Regions from separate parts of the Homo sapiens genome. Here region 1 is linked to region 2. The links are chromatin loops, found by intact Hi-C in ENCODE. Cell type or tissue: mammary epithelial cell. All regions are shown on one strand.

Region 1 (8,000 bases), 320 kb after region 2:
TTGCTCCTCCTGGGATCGGAGGGAAAAAGAGAGATGAAGACAGGGACAGTTGAGAACTCTTCCCTGCACCCTGACAGCCACCCTTCAGCAAATCCCATTCATCTCACCAAACTGCGTCCCAAACCTGTCTGCCTCTCAGCACCTCTGACCCTCACTCCTGGTCCAACCACCATCATCCTGTACCTGGACTTCTGCAGGAGTGCCCCTGGGATAATGTGCCCCATGGAGGAAGCCTCTGATGCCCGGAGAACAGAGGCAGCCTGAGCCCACCTGGGTATGACACCATCAGGAAGGCTACCTGGAGGTGGTTGATGCCTGAGCTACGTCTTTTTTTTTTTTTACCTTTTACATTTTTTGTGGAGTTGGGGTCTCACTATGTTGCCCAGGTTGGCCTCGAGCTCCTGGGCTCAAGTGATCCTCTGCCCTCAGCCTCCTAAAATGCTGGGATTACAGCCTGAGCTAAATCTTAAATGACCAGGAAGTGCGTGCTGAGCAGGCAGAGGATGGGGGGATGGAGCTGGAGAAGAGGGAGGGGAGGGGCTTGAGATGGGGGTGGGGGGTGGGGGCTGGGGGGTAGGGGGGTGGCGGGGGCACCTAAAACCCAGGCACAGGGAATAGCATGACTCAGAGGACACTCAGTGTGACCAGAGGAGCGTGTGGGCAGGGTCACTTGGCACTTTAAAGTCAGGCAGAAGAATTCAGGGTCTCCTGTGCTTCACCATGGGGCGGGGGGCATCATCAGAGGGGCAGCTGCCTGGAGAAGGTTTTACTTTTTGAGACCGAGTCTTCCTCTGTCGCCCAGGCTGGAGTGCAGTGGTGTGGTCTCGGCTCACTGTAACCTCCGCCTCCTGGGTTCAAGCGATTCTCCTGCCTGAGCTTCCCGAGTAGCTGGGATTACAGGCGCCCGCCACCACGCCCGGCTAAATTTTGTATTTTTTGTGGAGGCAGGGTTATGCCATGTTGGCCAGGCTGGTTTTGAACTCCTGACCTCAGGTGATCTGCCTGCCTCGGCCTCCCAAAGTGCTGGGATTACAGGTGTGGCCTCCCAAAGTGCTGGGATTACAGGTGTCAGCCACTGTGCCCAGCCTAGAATGTTTTAGAGGAGTCCACGCAGGAGGCTGAAGAAACAGCCCAGGTGACAGACGGACACTGGGACAGCTGGGCCAAGAGAGGAAATAAGTTCCTTCCCTCCATCCCCCATCTCTCCCTCTCTCTTTCCCGCCTTTTCTTTCCTTCCTTCCCTATCTCCTTTCTTCCTCTTTCCTTTGCTTTCTTCCCTCTTTCCTTTTATTTCCTTCCCTCCCTCCCCCCTTTCTTCCTTCTCTCCCTCATTCCTTCTCTTCCGCCCTCAATTCTTTCCTTCCCTCCTTCCCTCTGTCCTTCCTCCCCTTTCCTATCTTTCCTTCCCTCCCTCCTTTTCTCTCCTTCCCCTCCCTCCTTCCTCTCCTCCTTTCCTTCTTCCCTCCCTCCTTTCTTCCATAGTTCACAAACACTTACTGAGAACCTTCTGCCTGCCAAGCACTAACTAGATGCCGAGTTGGCCACAATCAGTGGCCTGTGCTGTTGCAAAGCTTCCAGTTAAGGAAAACAAGGCAATCAACCCTGCCGGGTGCTTCCTGTAGGACCCTGTAGGTTGTGGGAAGTGCTGTGGGGGGAAAAAAGCAAAAACAATCCCAGGGCAGGCAAAGGAGAGGCTGCTGCTGGGAGGGGAGGGATGGACGTGCCATTTCCTTGCTGGAGGGTGGTGAGGGAAGCCGCCCTGACTGCAGGGAGGTGACAGAGGATCTTCGGGAGTGAGGGTGATCCAGGTGGAGGGAACAGCTAAAGCGAAGGCCTGCAGGGATGTGTGAGATCGGGCAGGTTTGAGGATGGGAGATGTGTGGGGAAAGGCAGGGAAGGAGGGGAGATGGGTAGAAGGTGAGGTTGGAAGCAATAAGGCCAGCTCAGGGCGGGCCTGGTGGGCCACTGTGGGGTCTTTGGCTCAGTCTGAGGAAAATGGGGCCGCTGTGGGTCTGAGTAGAGGAGGGGTACAACGTATTTGGTTTGCATAGGTCTCCTCTGGCTGGGAGTGGAGAGAGGCTGAGGGCAGAGGCGGGGAGTGAGCCAGGGGCTTGCTGCTGTGACCTGGGTTAGAGATCATGGGGTTCGGAGAGCCTATGCTGGGAAGTGTGACATTTTGGATGCATTTTGAAGGTGATGCCAAGCAAATCTGCTGACAGATGGGATGTGAGAGAAAAAGGCATTGAACTGACCCAGGGCCTGTGGCCTGAACATTGGAGGGACGGAGCCACTGTCCATTGAGAGGATAGGGGGAGGGGGTGCAGGTCTGAGTGATGGGCAGCTCACAGACGACAAGAACAAAGCCAGACCCGTGGGCTCGCACTCAGCTCTCCCCTCCGCATCTCCCACACCAGGACCTGTGGCTTCCTCCCTACTTCCTGCCTGGTCCGTCCCTTTCCCAAAAGCCAAACCTGATGGTGGTTCCTTTTCTTGGAGATGAAGAAATTCAGAGGGAGGAGGCTCAGGAAGACAGCGATGGCAGTGAGGGCGGAGGGCCCCAGGAGCTGGGGATAGAAGGGGCAGGATGTCAGGAGATCCCGAGGAGCCCAGCTCTCAGAGGCACGTGAACCAGAGCAACTCCATCTTGAATAGGGACTGGGTAAAATGAGGCTGAGACCTACTGGGCTGCATTCCCAGACGGTTAGGGTATTGTAAGTCACAGGATGAGATAGGAGGTCGGCACAAGATACAGGTCACAAAGACCTTCCTGATAAAACAGGTTGCAGTAAAGAAGGCGGCCAAATCCCACCAAAACCAAGATGGCTACGAGAGTGACCTCCCGTCATCCTCACTGCTACACTCCACCAGCGCCATGACAGTTTACAAATGCCATGGCAACATCAGGAAGTTACCCTATATGGTCTAAGAAGGAAAGGCATGAATAATCCACCCCTTGTTTAGCATATCATCAAGAAATAACCATAAAAATGGGCAACCAGCAGCCCTCTGGGTTGCTCTCTCTATGGAGTAGCCATTCTTTTAGATCTTTACTTTACTAAAAAACTTGCTTTTGGCCGGGCACGGTGGATCATGCCTGTAATACCAGCACTTTGGGAGGCCGGAGGCGGGCAGATCACCTGAGGTCAGGAGTTTGAGACCAGCCTGGCCAACATAGTGAAACACAGTCTCTACTAAAAATATAAAAACTAGCCAGGTGTGGTGGTGGGCACCTGTGATCCCAGCTACTCGAGAGGCTGAGGCAGGAGAATAGCTTGAACCCAGGAGGCGGAGCTTACAGTGAGCCACGATCGCACCACTGCACTCCAGCCTGGGTGGCAGAGTGAGACTCCGTCTCAAAAAACAAACAAACAAACACTTGCTTTCACTTTATGGACTCGCCCTGAATTCTTTCTTGCACGAGATCCAAGAACCCTCTTTTGGGATCTGGATCAGGACCCCTTTTCTGTAACACAGCTGCAGACCCCGAAGGTGGTCAGACTTGGGTCCTAAGATGGGGATGTCAGGGAATCTGATAAGGGCAGCCACCAGGTCCCAGGGATCTGTGCTCATGGGGTCTGCTGTGTCAGGAGATGCCTGCTGAAGGTGGGGTCCTTCAATGTCAGGGAGGGAAACAGCCCTCTTACACGATAGGGAGAGAGTTATATTCAAGACAGATTGTGCACACACACGAGTGGGACTGGGGGGTGTTCCCAGCCACAACAGTAAAGTTGAGACCTATGGAATCAGGGGACCTGGTTCAAATCCTGACCCTGAGAGTTTTGAGTGTGGCCTTGGGGCAAGTCATCTCCCTTAGGTGCAATTCTCTTGTCTGCAAAATGGGAATAGAGTTGTTCTCATTTGGCATTTTCTCTTATTGCGTTTAATTATTTTCCTAATCTTCATTTCATCCCTCGCAAGGGTTGTCAGATTTAGTAAATCATCATACAGAATGCCCAGTTACATTTGAAGATAAAGAGTGAATAAGGTTTTAGTCTAAGTCTCGTGAAATATTTGGGACATACACTGAGAAATTCTTCCGTTTGTCTGAAACTCACACTTCACTGAATGTCCTGTGTTTTCTCTGGCAACCCTGCTCCCCCACCAACGTGGTGATTTTGGGATGGTTATCTTCCCCCTCTCGGCTTTGGTTTCTATATCTGGAAAATGTGGAAGTGGGGGGTAGAATAAATGATTTTTAAGTTGCTGTGACTTTCTGAGATTTCTGCACAGGTTATTTGGACCCATTCTCTTGACAAGCCCCACCCCAACTCCAGTCTGTGTGCCTCAGTTTCCCGTCTCAGTCCTTAGGAACACTATGTTTATTTATTTATTTATTTGTTTGTTTATTTTGAGATGGATTCTTGTTCTGTGACCCAGGCTGGAGTGCAGTCTCATGATCTTGGCTCACTGCAACCTCTGCTTCCCAAGCGATTCTCCTGTCTCAGCCTCCTGAGTAGCTGGGATTACAGGCATGTGTCACTCGGCTAATTTTTGTATTTTTAGTAGAGATGGGGTTTCACCACGTTGCCCAGGCTGGTCTCGAACTCCTGGCCTCAAGTGATCCACCCACCTCAGCCTCCCAAAGTGCTGATATTACAGGTTTGAGCCACCCCACCTGGCCTGGGAACACTATTTTCTAACATTGGGCCAGTTTGTTTCATTTATGCGGCAATGGCGCTACCTAGTGGCTCAATGGAGAAGGGCGCAGAGGGTAAACACCAGCCCACAGCAGGGCTTGGAAAAACACTCAAGGAATGTGAGCAGAAGATGAACATCTCTGTCTGGGGGAAAAATGGTATCATTAAACTGTAGCAACCTCAGTGTCCACTCCTCCTTCACCAAGACCTCACGGTGATGTTAGGAACTGTCTACCAAGAGGCAGGAAAAGTACACAAGCAAAGTAACATGGTGCATTATCTATGGATATCTTGTTGGTCTCATCTAATTTTTTTTTTTTTTTTTTTTTTTTTTTTAGAAGGAGTCTCACTCTGTCGTCCAGGCTGCAGTGCAGTGATGTGATCTCAGCTCACTGCAACCTCCACCTCCCGGGTTCAAGTGATTCTCCTGCCTCAGCCTCTCTAGTAGCTGGGATTACAGGCACATGCCACCATGCCCGGCTAATTTTTATATTTTCAGTAGAGACAGGGTTTTGCCATGTTGGCCAGGCTGGTCTTGAACTCCTGACCTCAAGTGTTCTGCCGGCCTTCACCTCCCAAAGTGCTGGGATTACAGGCGTGAGCCACCGTGCCCCGCCTGGTCTCATCTGATTTTTAGCAACGGTGGGGTCAACCTGATCAATTGCCCTGAATTTTCCCATGTTCTTCCTCTCTCCCTCTCTTTCTTCCTAATGATGACATTTATGTACTGCACATGAAGCCCTGTCTGAGTGCCTTATGTTGTAATTGCTAAGCACCTGCCTATTGTTTGCAAGGCCCTGGAATACAAGGTGAAGACACTGGAAAAAGTCCTGGCCCCTAGCCTTAGCAAAAACAATCATATGCATGAGCATTCGAGTTTTTTTTGGAATATTCAGCAATTACAATCAAAATGCCATTAACAGTTTTTACAAGGCCAGGCACAGTGGCTCATGCCCGTAATCCCAGCACTTTGGGAGGCTGAGGTGGGCAGATCACCTGAGGTCAGGAGTTCAGGACCAGCCCAGCCAACATGGTGAAACCCAGTTTCTACTAAAAATACAAAAATTAGCCAGATGTTGTGGTGCACGCCTGTAATCCCAGCTACTCAGGAGGCTGAGGCTGGATAATTGCTTGAACCTGGGAGGTGGAGGTTGCAGTGAGCCGAAGTTGTGCCATTGCACCAAAGCCTGGGCAACACAGTGAGACTCTGTCTCAAAAAAAAAAAAAAAATCAAAAGGATACTATTTCACGACATATGAAAATGATATGCACTTCAAATGTCAGCATCCATAAATAGAGTTTTATTGGAGGAATACCATGCCTGTTTGCTTAGTATGGTCTACAGCCACTTCTGCACTCCAAGGGCAGAGATGAATATTTGCAGGAGAGATGGTGTGGCCTCCAGTGTAAAAAGCATCTACTGTCTTATCCTTTATGGAAAAGTAACTAATGATAATATTACAAATACCTACAGGGTGCAGTTGTGTGCCCGGCACCCTTTTAAGTGCTTTCTACATATGGGCTCGTTTAATGCCTCAGCCCCTCTGGGGCAGGAGTGCTACTGTTAATTATGATCCTCACGTTGGAGACAAGAACAGGAGGCACAGAGAGAGTAGGGTCCTTGCACACAGATTCACAACTGATAAGTGGTCAGAAGGAGGATTTGAGCCTAGGCAGTTCCCGATACAGAGTCTAATTTTATTTTTACTTTTATTTATTTGTTGGAGACAGAGTCTCACTCTGTCACCCAGGCTGGAGTGCAGTGGCATTATCTCAGCTCACTGCAACTTCCACCTCCAAGGCTCAAGCGATTCTCCTGCCTCAGCCTCCTGAGTGGATGGGGTTATAGGCACCCACCACTATGCCCGGCTAATTTTTGTATCTTTCAGTAGAGACGGGGTTGGCCAGGCTGGTCTGGAACTCCTGGCCTCAAGTGATCCACCTACCTCACCCCCCAAATTGCTGAGATTATAGGCATGAGCCACTGTGCCTGGCCCAGAGTCTGATTTTAATTTAAAAAAAGAAAATCCTATACCACAACGTTAAAGGAATGAAGTTGGAAAGTAAATGTTTTGTTTGTTTTGTTTGGTTGTTTCCTGATGGCTACTTTGTGTTTTTTGAACACTAAGTAGCAATTTTTCCCCCTAAAATGTTCTCCTCTTGTGTTTTGTGGACAGTGGCTATGGTGGTGCCTCAGGGTTACTGGTAACTTCAAAACATGGTTAACTTGCCTACTGGGTACCCTAATAGCACATGGGGAAGTATCAACGTCATCATCATCATCTTTCTACAGAGGAAACTGAGGCCCAGAGAGGGTGAACTTCCTGCCCAAGGTCAAGTGAAGGTCATCCTTATTGAGGACTTTTCCCATCGTATCAGACAATAGTAGGCAAATTGAGACAGGATTGGAGGAGGAGGAGAAGGAGGAGATGGGGGTGGAAGGGGAGGAGAAAAAGGAGGAGAGGAAGAAGAAAGGGAAGAGAAGGAGAGGGAAGAGCAGAGGGAAGAGAGGGAGGACGGTAGAGGAGAAGAAGGGAGAAGGGAAGAAGTGGGAGGGAAGATGACAGGGAGCAGAAAGGAAGAAGAAGGTGGAGCAGGAGAGAGGAAGAGGAGGAGGAGGGGGAAGGAGGAAAAGGAAGGGGTGCAGGAAGAGGAGGGGGTGCGTGGGCAGAAGGTGGGAGAGATGCAGGAGGAGGGAGGGTGCAGGGAGGGGTGCAAGAGGAGGGGGGCAGGAGGAGGAGGCTGGGGCAGAGGGAGAGGGGAGGAAGCCTTATGAGCTTCTACACCAGGAATGGAATCCAGGGTGATGAAGGCAGAACAAGGGTAAAACCTTTCATGTGCCTCTCTGACACCAACCTGGTTCTCCCACAGCCTCAGACTTGCCCTAACCCTGGGGTCACAGCGGACCTCTTCCAGCCTCTTGAATGCTAAGTCAGGAGGAGGAAGGGTGGGAGGGGGAAGGAGGAGGGGGAGAAGGAGGGGGTGGGGGACTCCGTTCAAATCCCGTCTTCCTCCTCTGGCATACCTGCCAGAGATAGACGAAGCAGACCACGATCCAGACGAGAGGCAGCCACAGCCCGTTGAGGTAGAGGACGCTCTCGGTCAGCCGCTGCACGTCCACGGACACCAGATTGACCACATCACCCACCGCACTGGCCTTTCTGGAGCCGCTGGACAGAGCCAGGACCTGGCGGGTGGGCAGAAGGAGAGAAGTAAAGTGGGGAGGCCGGGGCAGAGGGATGCCCCAGGTGGCTTCTCCACCCACTGAGCCCCACCTCACACGTCTGCGAGGTGGGTGAGTAAAGTCTCTTAGGCCAACCTCTCAGGGCTCTTTGAGGATCCACAGAGATGACAAAAATGAAA
Region 2 (8,000 bases):
AGGCTGATTATGAAACTTACAAACCAGAAAGTTATTTCTCAAGCGGTTATTTTTCTTTATGGGACTGATAGTATCAATGACTTGGGGTTGCTGTGTTAAGAAGTGTTAAGGTGTACAATATCCACTGGTGACAACTGAACTCAGAAACTCATATTGTCATATATTCTTGGTAAGTGTATAGACTGATAAAGCCTTTTTGGAGGGGAATTAGACAATATCTACTACATTTTTAAATATGCATATCCTTTGAACCAACAACTCTACTTTAGGCATCCACACAAGAGAAACGTGTAGACAAAGATACAATGTTACATCACAATACTGTAATGTGTGGACAAAGATACAATGTTACATCACAATACCGTAAAAGCAAAATATTTAAAACTAAATAAGAGTGATTATAAGGTGGGAGAGTAGCCTGGGCAACAGGACAAGACCCTGACTGCAAAAAATTAAAAAATAAGCGAGGTGCAGTGGTGCACCCCTATAGTCCCGGCTACTTGGGATGCTGATGTGGAAAGACTGATCCCAGGAGTTTGAGGCTACAGTGAGCTATGATTGTGCCACTGCACTCCAACCTGGATGACAGAGTAAGACCTCATCTCTAAAATTAAAAAAAGGATGATTGTAATAATACTCTGGAATATGAAACAAAGTTAAAAACGAGATCTACACGTATCAACAAGTAAAAAAAAGCAAATTGCAGGATAACGTGCACCATAACAATGTATATATATTTAAATACACAGAAATGAGTCCCGAAGGGGCTGGGCATGGCCAGATGCAGTGGCTCACACCTGTAATCCCAGCACTTTGGGAGGCCAAGGGGGGTGGATTGCCTGAGGTCATGAGTTGGAGACCAGCCTGGCCAACACAGTGAACCTCATCTCTACTAAAAATACAAAAATTAGGCGGGTGTGGTAGCACATGCCTGCAGCCCCAGCTACTTGGGAGGCAGGAGAATCACTTGAACCTGGGAGGCGGAGGTTGCAGTGAGGTGAGATTGTGCCATTGCACTCCAGCCTGGGTGACAGAGTGACAGTCCATCTAAAATTTAAATAATAATAATAAAATAAAATAAAATAAATAAAATAAAATAGAAATGAGTCCCAAAGAATACCCTGCAAACTGCTAACAGGGACACCTTCTATAAAAAGGGAGAAGAATTGAGGAGTTAGGGAGAGGCAAGAAGGAAGAAAGGAAAGTTAAAGGGAACTTTTTACTATTTAAAAAATTTAGAGATTTACTCATGTACTTGCACTATTAATGTTTTATTTTGCTCGTTAAGTACTTGCCAATTAGTAGGCAGTAATGTCAGTTCCTTACCAATCCCTAAAAAGAGAATTTGGAAAACTTCTCCATAATCTATATGTGGAAAGGTATACGGGAACAGCAATCAAATGTGCTGATTCTGCTACTAATTATCTGCTACAGGTCTTAGTTGAGTTACTTAACCTCTTAGTATTGGAACCTTCTTAAAGTTTTCTCAACTATGAAATAAGTAGATGGGAATGACTTATTTTCCAACGTTCCATCCAGTTCAGCATTCTAATATATATAGAAAGATATCTCCTAGTGCAGTCAGAAACCACCTCCAAAATAGGTTATCCTGATTCACTGTTTACTTTCAGACCTCAAGAGACACCAAGCATCTAACACGGTCACTACTGGTCATAGCAGTTTAGGAAACTACAAAGGCAATCCACATTTTAGGCGTTTCCTAAAAGTTTCCTAAAAGTTCGTGTCAACATTCAAGATTTACATTTGTTCTGATAATTGGCAGCCTAAACCCCACCTTTAACTGTCCTTAAAAATTGACCAGCTCTTGGTTGGGCGCGGTGGCTCAAGCCTGTAATCCCAGCACTTTGGGAGGCCAAGGTGGGCGGATCATGAGGTCAGGAGATCAAGACCATCCTGGCTAACACAGGGAAACCCTGTCTCCACTAAAGATACAAAAAATTAGCCGAGTGTGGTGATGGGCGCCTGTAGTCCCAGCTACTTGGGAGGCTGAGGCAGGGGAATGGCATGAACCCAGGAGGCAGAGCTTACAGTGAGACGAGATCACACCACTACACTCTAGCCTGGGCGACAGAGCGAGACTCTGTCTCAAAAAAAAAAAAAAATTGATCAGCTCTCTACCACAACTGAAAACACTGAGCTATAACCCACTCAATTCAAATGGTGAAAATGGGATCCCATTGCTGGGATAATCAAAATAAGTCAGGGCCAGGTACAGGCTCGTGCCTGTAACCCCCACACTCTGAGAGGCTGAGGTGGGAAATCACTTAAGACCGAGTTCAAGACCAGCCTAGTGAACACGGTTGAGACTTCCATGTCCACAAAAATTAAAAAATTAGCTGGGTGTGGTGCCTGAAGTCCTAGCTACTTGGGAAGCTGAGGCAAGAAGGTGAGAGGATTGCTTGAGCCCGGCAGTTCAAGGTTACGGTGAGCTATAATAGCACCACTGCACTCTAGTCAGGCGACAGAGTGACTAGAAAAAATACATAAAAATTTATGTATTTTTATGTCTCAAAAAAATACATAAAAATTTATGTATTTTTATGTCTCAAAAAAATACATAAAAATTTAAAAGCTACCAAAAGCTCATTTAAAAAACAGGCAATCTGAAAGAAATGTGGGCGATTCTCCTAACAATCTGTAACTTGTAGGTAACTTCCACTGTAACATAAACAGTATCCTAAAAATGCAAATGACTTCTCTATCTGTATTTAGCAATCTTACCTTTTATTTTGCAGTCATGGAGAGGAAAAAAAATAATCACTTGATAAAAAGCTATTTATTCAGTATACCAAGGATCTAAGCTGCTCCAAATACTTACAATTTACATGAAAATTGGAGTTTTCAGTATTTTTTTGTTTTTTTTTAAATTTAATTAATATAATTTTTTAATTAAAAAAATAGAGATGGGGTTTCACCATGTCACTTAGGCTAGTCTCAAACTCCTGGCCTCAAGCGATCCACCTGCCTCGGCCTCCCAAACTGCTGGGATTACAGGCATGAGCCATTGTGCCTAGCCCAGAGTTTTAAATACTTCTATAAAGAAATTACATCTAAGAATTCTGCCCAGTTATGCCTCCCACCCTTCCCTGTCCAAGATTCTTTACAAAAAGCATTCTGTTTCTTGGAGTAACATAGGCTAGACATATTAGATATAAGCAGAATTAAACTATGACTCAAAAGCTCAGTAAAGACTCCAAAAGAAAAATATATAGGAAGAAAACATATTTGCTGACAGCTAAATGATGAATCTTGGAAAACTCATACCCATTGGCTTTCTTCTACTAGGTTGTCTGCCAAGACTTGGGTCTGAAGGCTGAAGTGAAGGCCCTTTCAGAAATGCATTCTGGATGCCATCCTTAGTTCCACGCAAGAAATGGGCTAAAATCCCATATAAAAGAGGTCTATAGCAGGAAGAAAACAAAACAAAACCAAAAGCTAATAAATCTGCATAAACGGGAAAAGCTTAAAACATTTATTCTTTAAAAGGTAACCTCTGACATCAAAAAGACCAAGTGATTCACTAGACTTTAAAAAGCGGCATGATTATCCAAAATGCAAATTGTTCATACTTTTAAATTTAAGAGTACCACTTAATTTCATGACAATTTTAAAACCCAGAGAAAACATGTTAACAACTTAAACCTCATCTACACTGAAATATCATTTCTATCAATCCACAGGAATCTCTTTTAAACTCCAAAGTCCAGTAGAGTATTTCCCAATACCTAACCCCATCTAATACACAACAGGTATTCAATAAACACCTCTTGATTAATAAGTCCTTGCCCTGAAAAAGTCTTAGGTCCTGAGAGCCAGGTGACCTGAGTTCAAATTCTGGCTTTGCCATTTGCTAGCTGTGGGACTCTGTGTAAGATTCTTAACCTCTCCAGCCTCATAAATGTTTCTTCCTTTATAAATTAGGATAAGCACCGTCCCTCCCTTATAGGGCTGTTATGCACTAAATGAGTTAATAAATGTCAAGTGTTTTTTACTGTGCCTGGCACATATGAAATGGTATATAAATGTTAGCTCCTGTGTAGCTAACATTTATTTAGATTAATATTTACATTACCTATTATTTTAAAATCTTCTTTATAGTTTACAGAACGTATACCTCTTCTCATCTAATCCTCATCGTGTAATGTCAAGATCATCAACTGCAATTTATAAAGGAGAAAACCACAGCCAGGAGATTTGCTAGAGATTCCCCCAGATAGTAAACAAAGTTTACACTTGAACCCCAAATCCCATATTGTTTTCCTTACAGTGTGCTGCCTGGGAATTTATATTAGTACTCTTGCATCAAGGAAAGCTGCTCTGCTGACAATCAAGAGTGGTACAATGGAAATGTTTTCCTTTGTTTCCAATCTCAAATTTGAAAACACAATTAAAAGGATTTAATCTTTATTTTTAATTTTTGTGGGTACATAGTAGGTGTATATATTTGTGGGGAGGATTTATTTTTTGAGATATGTATCTATTTACTAGCTGGTATAATGGTTTACAGTACGACGCTCCCTTCCAAAGATGGAATCTCATTGCCCTCTGAGTGTGAGCTGAACTCACTTCTAACTGGCACAAAGCTGACTTCAGAGGCCACGTGGTAATGGCCCTGCAGCTTCCTCCTTGCTTTCTCTCTTGGATTGCTGCCTTTGGGAGAAGTCAGATGCCTCAGGACACTTCAGCAGCCCTGGAAAGTTACATGCAGTAAGGAATTGAGGCCGCCTGTCAATATCATTATGAGTTTGGAAGCAGATAGTTCAGCCACATTCAAGGCTTCCGACTACAACCCTGGCTGGCATCTTGACTCCAACCTCAAGGGGGAGCCTGAGCTAGACTTACGTGACTAAGCCAATCCCAAATCCCCGAATATTCCACAAATAATCTATGTTGTTGTTCTAAGCTACCAAATTCTGGAATAATATCACACTAATTTTTCCATGCCACAGGGAAACCAGGAAAGTAAGTTTCTTTATTTAATAAGATGCCGCAACTCTTATGAAAGCGTCACCTAGTAATATAAAACAGGTCTCTTTGTTTACTTTAATCTTCCCCAAAGTGTTAACTGGTTCAAGATGATTTTTAAATGTTAAAAGTTTTATTTTTTAAATAAATATTCAAAAAAATGTACTTGTGATTAAAATTTTGGGTTGGACATGGGGGCTCAGGCCTGTAATCCCAGGACTTTGGGGGGCCAGCCTGGCCTCAAACAGGAGTTTGAGACAGCCTGAACAACATAGCGAGTCCCCTAGCTCTACAGCAATTTTATTTTAAATTAGCCACAGAAGGTAATATGCACCTGTGGTCCCAGCTACTTGGGAGGCTGAGGTGAGAGGATCGCTTGAGTGCAGAAGGGAGAGGCAACTTGCAAATTCATGGATTAAGGTTTATCTTTTAAAATAAGTTTCAAAAAGATAAAGAAAAGTGCGGCCTCACAATAACTTGCCTGTAATTCTGAAATGCAAAATTCTGAAAACTGGATTCTCTTCATATATCTGGCAAAAAATCATCAGATGGCAAGGGTTGACCTAACAAGGCTATTAACAAGGCTATTACAGACTTTATCTTACTTTGTGTGAAAACATTAATGTGCTGGGTGTGGTGGCTCAAGCCTGTAATCCCAGCACTTTGGGAGGCCAAGGCAGGAGGATCACCTGAGGTCGGGAGTTCAAGACCAGCCTGACCAACATGGAGAAACCCCGTATCTACTAAAAATACAAAATTAGCCGGGTGTGGTGGCATGCTCCTGTAATCCCAGCTACTCAGGAGGCTGAGGCAGAAGAGTCACTTGAACCCAAGAGGCAGAGGTTGCAGTGAGCTGAGATCATGTCATTGCACTCAAAAAAAAAAAAAAAGAGAAAGAAAATATTAATGTGATTGTGGAATACTACTTTAGGACTCCCTGGCACATACATGTAGTATTTGGTAGATGTACCATATTACTTTTTTTTTTTTTTTAAAGAATTGAAGTCTTGGGCCGATGGCTCACACCTGTAATCCTAGCACTTTGGGAGGCCGAGGCAGGAGGATCATGAGGTCAGGAGATCGAGACCATCCTGGCTAACACGGTGAAACCGTCTCTACTAAAAATACAAAAAATTAGCCAGGCGTGGTGGCATGCGTCTATAGTCCCAGCTACTTGGGAGGCTGAGGCAGGAGAATCGCTTGAACCTGGGAGGCGGCAGTTGCCGTGAGCCGAGATCACGCCACTGCACTCCAGCCTGGACGACAGAGTGAGACTCTGTCTCGAAAAAAAAAAAAAGAACTCTCGCTGTGTGGCCCACACTGGAGTGCAGCAGCAAGATCATGGCTCACTGCAGCCTCAATCTCCTGGATTTAAGTAATCTTCTTGCCTCACCCTCCTAAGTAGCTAGGACTACAGGCATGTCATTTTAAAACCCGACAGCATTTGGATTTTCAAACATGTATCTGGCCTCAGTGGTTTCAGATGCAGCACTGCAGATCTGTAAGTAAATAATATGAGTAATATGTGACTATGGCAAACTCTGTGAATGCCAATCACTGAAGTGTGAGAAACAAGGGCTTAAAGAAGTTACCTAACTTTTAAAAAATAAAGCCGTTTTAGCAACTTTTTTTTTTGCTTCCTCATCCTCTCTCAAACTTACTTTTTTTTTTTTTTTTGGAAACGGAGTCTCGCTTCTGTCGCCCAGGCTGAGTGCAGTGGCACGATCTCGGCTCACTGCAAGCTCCACCTCCCCGTTTGACGCCCATTTTCCTGCCTCGGCCTCCCAAGTAGCTGGGACTACAGGCATCCGCCACCTTGCCCGGCTAATTTTTTGTATGTTTAGCAGAGACGGGGTTTCACCGTGTTAGCCAGGATGGTCTCCATTTCCTAACCTCGTGATCTGCCCGCCTCGGCCTCCCAAAGTGCTGAGATTACAGGCGTGAGCCAATGCGCCCGGCCTTCTTTTTTAAAAAAATATCAAACATTTCACGAATTTGCGTGTCATCCCTTTGCCGGGGCCATGCTAATCTCTGTACCGCTCCAATTTTAGTTTATGTGCTGTTAAAGTGAGCACAAACTTCTTAATACTTTCATCTGAAGTAGGTATCTCAAAAGCTACCAAGAAGCCAGTAATAGTCATTGCTTATTTCCATCAACTGCTAAATGTAAAATGATGTCTTGTATTAAATGATGTAATAACTCACTGCTCATCCTAAGTCACGCTTAGATTCCCCCAATTATTTTTCCCACTGTTCTCAATTATACAATTTTTATACTTTTCAAAACACTTGTTACCAGGTGCAGTGGCTCATGCCTGTAATCCCAACACTTTGGAAGGCCAAGGTAGGTGGATAACTTGAGCTGAGGAATTGGAGACCAGCCTGGCTAACATGGTAAAACACCATTTCTAAAAAAAATACAAAAATTGGCCAGGCATGATGGTGCATGCCAGCGTATGCCTGTAATTCCAGCTACATGGGAGGCTGAGGTGGGAGAATCGCTTGAGCCCAGGAGTTCGAGGCTGCAGTGAGCCATGATCAAGCCGCTGCACTCTAGAGACCTGGGCAACAGAGTGAAACCCTGCCTTGAAAAAACAAACAAAAAAACCTCACAGCACTTTGGGAGGTGGAGGTGGGCAGATCACTTGAGGCCAGGAGTTCGAGACCGGCCTGGCCAACATGGTGAAACCCCATCTCTACAAAAAAATATGAAAAAAAATTAGCTGGGCATGGTGGTGCACACCTGTAATCCCAGCTACTCAGGAGGCTGAGGCAGAATCAGTTGAACCCAGGAGGAGATTGCGGTGAGCTGAGATGGGGCCACTGCACTCCAGCATGGGCGACAGAGCGAGACCCTATCTCACAAAAAGGAAAAAAGAAAAAAAAAAGAAACAAGGGAAGATGAGAGGAAGAGAAAGAGGAAAATGCCATAAAGGAGTTACTATCTGAACAGGGCCAACAGAAAGGAAAGATGCTCCAATAGAAGTTAAGATGCTCCAATAGAAGAGGGAGAA

The links. A loop is a pair of places that touch in the nucleus more often than their neighbours do. Peaks named below come from ENCODE experiments on the same cell type or tissue, not always from the same donor. Only the 100,000 strongest peaks of a DNase experiment are listed, where the experiment ranks them.
Region 1: it touches region 2 in a loop (15-fold over the local background); 6 of 110 quality-filtered maps call a loop at or near these places.

Annotation. Positions count from the first base shown.
Region 1 is chr16:16,190,359-16,198,358 of GRCh38, forward strand. It overlaps ABCC6 (ATP binding cassette subfamily C member 6), which reads right to left. Exons shown (of 31, transcript NM_001171.6): 10 at 7,663-7,824; 11 at 2,472-2,564; 12 at 1-9. Among named protein-coding and RNA genes, the nearest start is that of ABCC6, 29 kb to the right of the region's middle. In mammary epithelial cell, a CTCF peak has its summit at 4,694 (motif pointing left); no DNase peak of the experiment used is centred here; H3K27me3 peaks cover 127 bases.
Region 2 is chr16:15,870,206-15,878,205 of GRCh38, forward strand. It overlaps CEP20 (centrosomal protein 20), which reads right to left. Exons shown (of 5, transcript NM_144600.4): 4 at 3,286-3,422. It also overlaps the pseudogene RNU6-213P. Among named protein-coding and RNA genes, the nearest start is that of CEP20, 14 kb to the right of the region's middle. In mammary epithelial cell, a CTCF peak has its summit at 4,839 (motif pointing right); a DNase peak (open chromatin) is centred at 4,816; H3K27ac peaks cover 267 bases.